Linked DNA regions of Homo sapiens: region 2 is linked to region 1. Evidence: chromatin loops called from intact Hi-C (ENCODE). Cell type or tissue: HCT116. All regions are shown on one strand. Each heading gives the region's core, and the rest is flanking DNA. Links, peaks and the distances in the headings are about the cores only.

Evidence for each region. Hi-C counts contacts between places; a loop is a spot of excess contacts. Peaks named below come from ENCODE experiments on the same cell type or tissue, not always from the same donor. Only the 100,000 strongest peaks of a DNase experiment are listed, where the experiment ranks them.
Region 2: a loop joins it to region 1, with 4 times the contacts of the local background. A loop is called at or near these places in 28 of 110 quality-filtered maps.

The regions. Positions count from the first base shown.
Region 1 is chr11:64,784,518-64,789,893 of GRCh38, reverse strand. It overlaps MAP4K2 (mitogen-activated protein kinase kinase kinase kinase 2), which reads left to right. Exons shown (of 32, transcript NM_004579.5): 30 at 1-5; 31 at 109-164; 32 at 270-4,976. The coding sequence ends at 357. Among named protein-coding and RNA genes, the nearest start is that of SF1, 8.7 kb to the right of the region's middle. In HCT116, for the core only: a CTCF peak has its summit at 2,136 (motif pointing left); no DNase peak of the experiment used is centred there; H3K27ac peaks cover 302 bases.
Region 2 is chr11:64,885,089-64,890,464 of GRCh38, reverse strand. It overlaps MIR194-2HG (MIR194-2 host gene), which reads left to right. Exons shown (of 3, transcript NR_133640.1): 3 at 1,125-2,007. Among named protein-coding and RNA genes, the nearest start is that of MIR192, 3.5 kb to the left of the region's middle. RefSeq lists a silencer at 2,310-2,669 and an enhancer at 2,503-3,073. In HCT116, for the core only: a CTCF peak has its summit at 2,399 (motif pointing right); a DNase peak (open chromatin) is centred at 2,424; H3K4me3 peaks cover 772 bases; H3K27ac peaks cover 1,134 bases.

The DNA of each region.
Region 1 (5,376 bases), core at 107-5,106:
ATGAGGTGAGTGGGGCCCAGGGACCTTGCTGTCCCCTGCCTTGTGGTCCCTACCTCTTTGGAAAGGACCTACTGGAGTGGCCTCAGTGCTTCCCACCTGTCTTCCCAGGTGACCCAGGAGATCACAGATGAAACAAGGATCTTCCGAGTGCTTGGGGCCCACAGGTAGGCGGTGGTACCCTAGCCTCCCCTTCAGATGCCCCTGAGGCCAGAGAAGGGGCTGATGTACCAAGTGTCTCCCGCCCTGCCCCCTACTCCTCTCTCCTCCAGAGACATCATCCTGGAGAGCATTCCCACTGACAACCCAGAGGCGCACAGCAACCTCTACATCCTCACGGGCCACCAGAGCACCTACTAAGAGCAGCGGGCCTGTCCAGGGGCTCCCCGCCCCACCCCACGCCTTAGCTGCAGGCCCTTTTGGGCAAAGGGGCCCATCCTAGACCAGAGGAGCCCAGGCCCTGGCCCTGCTGGGGCTGAAGGTCAGAAGTAATCCTGAGAAATGTTTCAGGCCTGGGGAGGGAGGGGAGCCCCCGACGCCTCTGCAATAACTGGACCAGGGGGAGCTGCTGTCACTCCCCCATCCCCGAGGCAGCCCAGTCCCTAGTGCCCAAGGCAGGGACCCTGGGCCTGGGCCATCCATTCCATTTTGTTCCACATTTCCTTTCTACTCTTTCTGCCAAGAGCCTGCCCCTGCATTTGTCCTGGGAAACACGGTATTTAAGAGAGAACTATATTGGTATTAAAGCTGGTTTGTTTTAGTCCTCTGGTCCCTCTGGGTAGGGGGAGTGAACCCACCTCATCTCCCGCCTCCTTCCCTCCAACACACGTTTCTGTGGGCACCACAGAAGGGCAGGGCCCCCAGGGTTTTGGAGAAGCCAGGTAGAGGTGACAGGAGGCCATGGCCCCCAGCAGCCTTCTAGGGGCACTGTGCCTTCCCCTGCATCCTTGCTCAGAACTGACCCTCAGCTTTGCAGTTTGAGGGCTCTGCTGTAGTTTAGCACCCCAAGGACTCATGCAGATGGGGGGACCTCAACAAAGGGACTCTCATCCAGGGCACCCTTGCCCCACGTAGGATCTCACTGGGTGACCCCTGGAAGGGCCCAGGAGGAGCCCCCAGAGGGCTGTTCCCTCCATTCCCATGGAGGCTGCTGCCCATGGAGGTAGCCTGTGTGACCTGTATCCCCTGCCTCCACCTACTGCCTAGGTGTTAGACCAGGAACATCAGATGACAGCACGATCATCAGATTGGATGGGAAGGCTAGCCTGTGTCCGTCTACCAGACTCCCAAGGGCTGCCTCAGTGCCAGGCCCTGGGGTCACTACCAGAAACAGACCAGCCCCCAGGGAGGGCGTCCTCCTTGCTGGAGCCTGCATCTTGAGGGCATGGCCATTCTCCTGTAGCTTGTGCTTACGCTGTCATTCTCCAAGGGTCTGTCTGCTCAGCTCTGAATGCCAGGGCCCCCAGGGCTGGGCATCCTCTTTTGCCCCAGGCACTGATCAGCCGCTCTTGACTGGAGCCTTTGGGCAGCTGCAGCCCAGGAGGCAGGATGGGAACTGCCTTGAGGGCCCACAGCTGGGGGGCTGGGAAGGTGGGGGCAGGGTGGGGGGAACAGCTGGAGCAAAGGCCCCATGGTCACCCCTACATTCAAGGCAGGTGTTGGAGGAAGACCTTTGCACCTGGTGGGTGGCAATAAAGACTTGCGGAGTGACGTGGTAGGTGGATGGCAGCCATGCGAGTAGGCTCAGTGGTTCCCAGGGTGTCACACTGTCCCCTCAGCCACCCTCCAGCAGAGTTTCAACTGTTCTGACTCTGTCCAGTGACTGGGAGGGTTTCTTGGCTGGAATGGGGAGCCAGCCCAGGGGAGGGAACACATCTCTTCACACCAGGCATTCACACCCATGTTCCCGTGAGCCCCAAGGAGGGTGAGGGGCACCTTCCAAATTGGGGTCGGTGGTAACAGGGATACAAAGTGAATTCCTAACTTCCAATTTTCCAGATTTCTCGGAGGAATGTTGGGACCAGGGTGGGGTAAGTGGGGACAGGGAGGTGAGCTCCTGCTCAGCAAAGGCCCTGACCAAAGGCGCCCTGGGGAGGACTGGCTTTCCGTTCACCAACCGGCCAGCAGCAGACAGTGCCTCCTTGTGGCGGATCTTCCCGGACCTCAGATTCAGTCTGGAAACGGGGTTTGGACTGCAGAGTGTAAACTGCCAAAGTGGGGGCCTCCCATAAAACGCTTGCTGCCAGCAAAGGCAGGCCAAGAGCAAAGAAAGGCCGAGAAACCAGGGAATATGCACTGAGAGACTAACACTTTAAATTTTATTTATGTATTTTTAAATGCGTAACCTTTGCCCATGGTACATATTTTTTTAAATACAGCAGAGATATAATGAAGTCTCCCTCTTACCCCGTCCCCAGCCACCCTGGTCTCAGTTACTTATGAACCCTTCTAGAAGTATTTTGCGTATTTAAGCAATTTGGTATATTTTATTCTTGGCGATTTTTTATATACGTATTAACATATTCCACATACTGTACTGACCTTGCCCTTTAAAAATATATCCTGGGGGGCCAGGTGTGGTGGCTCACACCTGTAATCCAAGCACTTTGGGAGGCCGAGGCGGGCGAATCACGAGGTCAGGGGTTCGAGACCAGCCTGGCCAACATGGTGAAACCCCGTCTCTACTAAAAATACAAAAAATTAGCTGGGCATGGTGGCGAGTGCCTGTAATCCCAGCTACTCGGGAGGCTGAGGCAGGAGAATCGCTTGAACCTGGGAGGCGGAGGTTGCAGTGAGCCTAGAACATGCCACTGCACTCCAGCCTGGGCGACAGTGCAAGACTCCGTCTCAAAAAAAAAAAAAAGAGAAAAAAATATATATATATCCTGGAGAATATGAATGTATTAAATTATCACATGCACCCTGAAAAGATATGTATATATCCTGGAGAGTTTTGCGTTAAAGATCTCCCTTTAAAAAAAAATTTTTTTTTTTTTACAGCTAGTGGTATTCCATTGTGTATGTTTCCCATAACAAATGTTAATGACCTGCAGTGAGATCCCTATTGGTGGAAATTTGAGTTGTTTTTACTACTTTTATATTACAAACAATGCTGCAATAAATATTATTAGGCTAGTGCCCCTCTGTACATATTCAAGCACTTCTAGAAGATAAGTTCCTGGAAGCAGCATTAATGAGTTAGCGGTGGCTACATATGCCGTGGTGATAGCTGCTGTCCAGTTGCCCCTCCATGGGCAGAAACCTGTGGGAGGGTCAGACCAGACTCTTTAAGTCATTCTTGAGGACAAGTAGAAGGGACGTGGGCCCCCCCAGGATGTTCAGGTAACTGGCCCATACCCGGAGTCATCCTGGTGAAAGTCAAGGGGAGCACCATGATGTGTGCTTCGGGACGGCGGAGGATCTGCCGTGTTCCCTGTGGCATGTCCAGCACCTGCTCACTACCAGTGCTCAGGAGACCCTCACGAGTAAGGGAATGGACAAGATGTGGTGAAGAGGAGTCCCTGCAATCTGCCCTTGGACTGGGTGAGCCACCCCAGCTCGCTGAGCTTTACTTTCCTTAGGTTTACCATATCCAAAGCCAACTGCAGGGCTGTCAGGAGGATCAGAAATACTGTAACAGACATAATGCAATAACATAGATGACTCTTAGAGGTAAATTAAAACAGCACTTTATGCACAGTACGATAGCATATTATAAAGCTCAAAAACAAAATGAAACCATCTATTGTTTAGCAATACATGCCCAAGATACAACCCTATTAAAAAATCATGGGAAGGAAAAGCACAAAATCTGAGATGGTCGTCCCTGAGAGGAGTGTGGGATGGGATAAGGAAGGAGCCCAGGAATTTTTAAAGGTATTGGTAATATCTTAGCTCTCAGGTTTGGTGGTAGGTTCATGGGTATTTAAGTTATAACTCAGTTCCTAACTCACATAAGGTGCCACACATCCTTTTGTATGTATCAAATATTATGTCATAAAATTTTAGTTTGGGCATGGTGGTTCATGTCTGTAATCCCAGCACTTTGGGAAACTGAGGCAGGCAGATCACTTGAACCCAGGAGTTCTAGACCAGCCTGGGCAACATGACAAAACCCTGTCTCTACAAAAGATACACAAATTAGCTGGACATGGTGGCACTCGCCTGCAGTCCCAGCTACTCTGGAGGCTAAGGTGGGAGGATTGCTTGAGCCTAGGAGTTCAAGGCTGCAGTGAGCTATGAACTTGCCACTGCACTCCAGCCTGGGTGACAGAGTGAGAACCTGTCTCAAAAAGAAAAAAAAAAAAAGGAAAAAAATTTTTAAAAAATATTTAAAAGTAATCACCGAAAAAATAGAACTCGCTTGAAAGACAAGACCAAAAACGAAGAGGACGTTTCCCTAGATGGTGAAAACAAGTGGGGCGGAATCACTGCAGCGTCCTGCACAGAACTCTGGAATTGCCACTTTGCAGTTGCTGCCTTCTAGTGTGTATTGTTGAAAGACAGTTTTATTGAGGCATAATTGGCATACAATAAGCTGCATATAAAAATGTGTACGTGATGACTTTTGACATACGTGTACACCCGTGAAGCTATTTCCACAATCAAGATAATCACCATCCCCTTCACTCTGGAAAGTTTCCCATGCCCTTGGTAAGCCCACCCTCCTGCTTCTTGCCTCCCATCCCCAAGTAACAACTGTGCTGCTTTCTGTCACTACAGGTTAATCTGCACTTTCTAGAATGTATGTAAATAGAATCACACAGTATGTACTTGTGTTTTGTCTGGCTTCTTGCTTAGCTGAGCATAAGGATTTGCGAGTCATCCCTGTTGCATGCATTAATATTTTATTCCTTTTTATTGCCAAGTAGTATTCCATTGTTTGGATGCACCAGTTTGGTTAGCTGTTCACCTGTTGATGGACATTTGGACCATGTTCCGTTGTGAACTATTACAAATAAAGCTGCTATAAACATTCATGTACCTGTCTTTGTTGGATATATTCTATCATTTCTTGTGGGTAAATAGTTTGGAGTGGAAGGGCTGACTCACAGTTAAGTGTCGTTTAATTTTTTTTTTTTTTTTTGAGACGGAGTCTCACTCTGTCACCTAGGCTGGAGTGCAGTGGCCTGATCTTGGCTCACTACAACCTCCGCCTTCCTGGGTTCAAGTGATTTTCCTGCCTCAGCCGCCTGAGTAGCTGGGATTACAGGCATGCCTGGCTAATTTTTGTATTTTGAGTAGAGATGGGGTTTTGCCATGTTGGGCAGACTGGTCTTGAACTCCTGACCTCAGGTGATCTGCCTGCCTCGGCCTCCCAAAGTGCTGGGATTACAGGTGTGAGCCACTGCGCCCGGCCGCATCTTTTTCTGTTTTTCT
Region 2 (5,376 bases), core at 14-5,013, 100 kb before region 1:
GGATTCCTAAGAGGGCCCAGGACCCCAGCTGCTGGTAGAGGAAGAGCAGCCAACCCAGGACAGGACAGCTGACCCCACCCCTGTCCCGCCTCCCACAACAGCCTCATTTCCACCTATTTCTTTGTGGTGTTTGTTTGTTTGTTTTGAGACAGAGTCTTGCTCTGTTGCCCAGGCTGGAATGCAACAGGCTTCCTCCCAGGAGGAAGCCTCCCCTCCTGGCATGATCTCAGCTCACTGCAACCTCTGCCTCCTGGGTTCAAGCGATTCTCCTGCCTCAGCCTCCCAAATAGCTGAGATTACAGGCATGCACCACCATGCCCAGCTAATTTTTGTGTTTTTAGTAGAGACTGGGTTTCACCATGTTGGCCAGGCTGGTCTCGAACTCCTGACCTCAGATAATCTGCCCACCTCGGCCTCCCAGAGTGCCGGGATTATAGGTGTGAGCCACCGCGCCCAGCCCCACCTGTTTCTTATACAACGGGGTTCTGAGGAAATTTTCCTTTTTTTTTTTTTTTTTTTTTGAGACAGGGTCTTGCTCGCTTTGTCACCCAGGCTGGAGCGCAGTGGTACAATCACAGCTTGCTGCAGCCTCCACCTGCCAGGGCTCACACAGTCCTCCCATCTCAGCCTCCCAAATAGCTGTGACTACAGGCACGTGCCACCATGCCTGGTTAATTTTTGTATTTTTCGTAGAGATGGGGTTTCACCATGTTGCCCAGGCTGGTCTCAAATTCCTGGCCTCAAGCAGTCCTGCCTCAGCCCCCCAAACTGCTGGGATTACAGGCATGAGCCACTGTGCCCTGTCAGAATTTTTCATTTGAATAAAAAGGTTTCTGGTACTACAAAATAAAATTTGTAAAATGGGAAATAGAGACCTAGGAATAAATGTCAAATTGCTTAATAACAGGCGTTGGCTATTGAGCCCTTTCTGTCTGCTGGGCACGCACATCCAGGACCTGGTCCTCCTGGCATCCATCATGAACCTGTTTGGGACAGGAGGACACAGGCTCAGAGAGGGTGCACATTTGCTGAAGTCACAGAGCAAGTTGGACCTTCTCCTGGGGACTGTAGGCAGCCAACAAACATCTGGCCCCTAAGACACTGTCTCTCTCCCCTTCCCACAGGCAGCTCTGCTCACACTGTCCTGGCTGCTCTGAATCCCTGGGCCCCGATTGGCCCCTGCCGTGGCCCAGCTCAGCAACCCCTCCCTGCAGACCATCCCATGACTCTGCAGGCGCTGCTCCCCTCTCTGCCCACACCCCGGCTTCGTGGGCCTCTCCCGCCACCCTTATCTCATTCCCTACAGAGTTAAGGAGCCCTGTGTGCTTATCTAATCCTGTGCTAGTTTCAGACTCCTTGAGGGCAAGGTCCATGACTTACTCATCCTCCCTGGCTGCTTCCCCCACCCACCAGCATAGTAGGTGTTCAGGATACATGGGCTGGATGGTAGGGCCCTGGACTCTAACCCTCTTGGGGCTGTCAGGCCTCAGACTCAGAGCACTGGCATAGGGTGAAAGGGGAGCAGACAGCAGCCACCCTGCCCTGGGGGTCCTCCTGCATCTGCCTCTGCAGAGCACTGCGATCCCACAAAGGCCTGCGAGGGCTATTGGAGACCTGTTCCAATGCATGAGCAAGGCGGATCCAGCACCCTCCCCCAGCTCCTTGAGCCCACTGACCTGTGTCCTTTACCCAGCAGGCCCTGGGCCCATGCACATTTCCCTGGCCTGGGTCTCACCTCCAACCCCTCTCAGAACTCCTCAAGACCTGCCCAAGGGTCACTCCCTCGCGGACACCTGCCTGGCCCCCCGCCCCGCCCCCCATTACCCCACTCACTGGCTCCCTGGATGCTCTGTGGCTGGGATGTTAGCGCCCCCATCATGCCCCATCACCCACACCGGGCTATTTCCCCCACCAGCCTGAAAGCCCCCAGGAGTGGCGGCCACTGACTTTTTTCCTGTAGCCTCAGACTCAAAGGAGGCACTTAATAAATGCACACAGAAGGACTGACCTTGTGCATGAGCAAAGTTGCTTAGGGAGGGAGCCTAGACACAGTGGGGCGGTCAGCACAGAGCTGGCGGTGGGAGGCCTCAGTAGTATTGTCTTTGTCCCATCGTCCACACCACACGTGTGTGAAACGCTACGCTGACAGAGGCCCTGAGAGGTTGTGCAGATTGACCGTACGCCAGCCTCAGAGAGAGAAGGCCCAGGCGGGGAGGAGTAAAGCCTCCCTGGGAGAGGTGAGTGTGAGGTCGGCGTTTGCTGAGGTGAACCCCAGAAACAGGTCGTGATCACTGGAGGAGGAAGGAATGCCAGGGGCAAAGATGCAGAAACCGGACGGAGGCGCGGGGCGGGCGGGGACAGCTTCCTCTTCTGCAAGGCTTACTCCCGGTGGCCACCACTAGGGGGCGCCCCGGGCACCCCTCCCAAGCGGGGCGGGGCCAACCCTCCCCACCGCGCGGCTCCCAAGGCCTGGGGGAGCAGCCCCTGGGTTCGCCTTCCCCGGGCCGCCTAGAACTGCGCCTGGCCTGGCCAGGACACTGTCCTGGGCCTAGGGCACAGCCCAGGTGCCAGCGTCCTACACACAGTTGCGGGTCCCAGGCGCGCACTGCCTTACCCAAGGTGGCCCTGGTGGGGCTCTTCCCGCTGTGGTGTGTATAAAACATCACTGTATAATGTATATTCATAGAATTCACAATGAGTCCCCATGTAACAACCTGCAGAGCCCCCAAATATGCCCTTCCAGGTCCCCCCCGCCCATGGTCAGCACAGTTCTGAGTGTTAAGGTAATCACTTCCTCTCCTTTCTCTGGGATTTACTACCCCGTACACTTTCCCAAACAGTCTGCGAGCATTTTGTCTGGCTTTCTTGTTATTAATGTAAATGGAATCACGGTGCCGTGTCTGGCTGAGTCTCATGCAGTTGATGGAGCCGAAGCTTCTTCACTCTTGTTCACTGCTGTATAGTGAAGAGAACACTTGGGGTTATTATGAGCGCTGTTATTATGAGCACTGTTGGGATTATAATGAGTATTGTAATGCACAGATTCTACTGCAGGGTGCTTCTCCAGCAGGGGCTGTCAGGTCATGGAGTGGTGGACCTAACACTGGACCAGGCCACATGGTGTGCCTAATAAAGGACAGCTGGGTACAGGCCTTTTTTTGATTTTGTTTTTCTTTTTTTTTTTGAGACGGAGTCTCATTCTGTTGCCCAGGAATGCAGTGGCTTGATCTCAGCTCACTGCAAGCTCTGCCTCCCGGGTTCAAACGATTCTCCCGCCTCAGCCTCCCGAGTAGCGGGGATTACAGGCACCCACCACCATGCCCAGCTAATTTTTGTATTTTAGTAGAGATGGGGTTTCACCATGTTGGCCAGGCTGGTCTTGAGCTCCTAATCCCAGGGGATCTGCCCACCTCGGCCTCTCAAAGTTCTGAGATTACAGGCGTGAGCCACCGTGCCCGGCTGTCTTTCTGTTTTTCTTTTTGACAATGATGACAGCTTCAGAAAAGTTGCAAGAAAAGTACGAACAACATCCATATACTGTTTATTTTGATTCATTGACAGTTAACACTTTGCAATTATATATATATACACATATTTATATATATACATATATATACACATATTTATATATATACATATATATACACATATTTATATATATACATATATATACACATATTTATATATATATACATATATATATATACACATATTTATATATATATACATATATATACACATATTTATATATATATATACATATATATACATATTTATATATATATATATACACATATATATATATTTTTTGAGACGGAGTTTCTCTCTTATTGCCCAGGCTGGAGTGCAATAGCGCTCACTGCAACCTCCGCCTCCCAGGTTCAAGCAATTCTCCTGCCTCAGCCTCCCGAGTAGCTGGGATTACAGGCATGCGCCACCACACCTGGCTAATTTTTGTATTTTTAGTAGAGACGGGGTTTCTCCATGTTGGTCAGGGTGTTCTCGAACTCCCGACCTCAGGTGATCTGCCCGCCTCGGCCTCCCAAAGTGCTGGGATTACAGGCATGAGCCACCATACCCGGCCTGCAATAATATTTGCTCCCTTTTCTCTCTCTCTCTCTGTCTGGCACCCACATACACACATACACACACACATATTTTCTGAACCACGGGAGAGTAAGTTACATAAGTCCTAGCCCTTTACCCTTAAATATTTCAACATGTATCTCCTAAGAAAAATGACATTTCTTACGCAACCACAAGACAAGTACCAAATTCAGGCCTGATGACAGTGATGCAATGCTATTATCTAACGTACAGTCCACTTTCAAATGTCTCTGATTGTCCCAGTCTGCCAGGACCACGCTTCACATCTGGTGTCAGCTCTCCTCAGTCTTCTTTAATCCAGAACCATCCTCAGCCTTTCTTTGTTTTTCAAGACCTTGATATTTTTGAAGAGTCTAGATCAGTTGTTTTGTAGAGTGTTTCTCATCTTTTTCTCTCCATTTCCCCCCAATTAAACAAGTCAAGTACATCCATTATATACATTTGGACAACATAGAAAAGTAAATAAAAATTGCCCCAGTTCCTACGATGCAGGGATAACCCCGTAGACACTTCCTGTAATCACTGAGTAAGCTGACTCACTTGTTCTACGCACTCTGTGCACATGAACTCATGTCATCCTAGGAGGCGGGTGCTTTTGTTATCTCTTGAGTGCCTTGCTAAAGATCATATGGTCTGTAGGATTTGATCCTGAACAGTCTGCTCCAAAGCCCATGCACTTGGCCTTTATGCTATACTGCTTCTCAATAATGGCCAGCCACGTGCGTGTGGCGTGCGCGCGCTCATCAGGATGCCTCAGCTTCTGCCCTATTGGCATTTCGGGCAGGGTAATTCTCTGCTGTGGGAGTGCCCTGTGTGTTGTAGGATGGTCAGCAGCAGCCTTGTCCTCTGCCTAGTAGATGCCAGCAACAATCCCCAAAATAATCATACCAAGAATGTCCCCGGGGGAGCAAAATCACACCCAGCTGAGAATCACTGTGTGGGGTGTGTGTGTGTATGTGTGTGTGTGTAGCCAGGTGATGCTGTATTCCCTTCTGAAATCTATCCCAGTGATTGGTACTCCATGGTCACTTTTGGGTCCTTCCATTTTCTTCTCTGGTCCCATGTCTAGTGGCTGCCAGGTGTTGCCTGTGAAGGGACTCGTGGATCGACAAAAAGACAAATCTATTGCAGTAGCTACCTTCTACTGCTACACAACAAAGTGCCACAAACTTTGTGGTTTAGAACCGCCCCCATTTATGAGCTCCTGGTTCTGTAGGTTGGAAGTCTGGGCCCAGCATGACTGAGTTCTGTTCTCAGAGTGTCAGATGC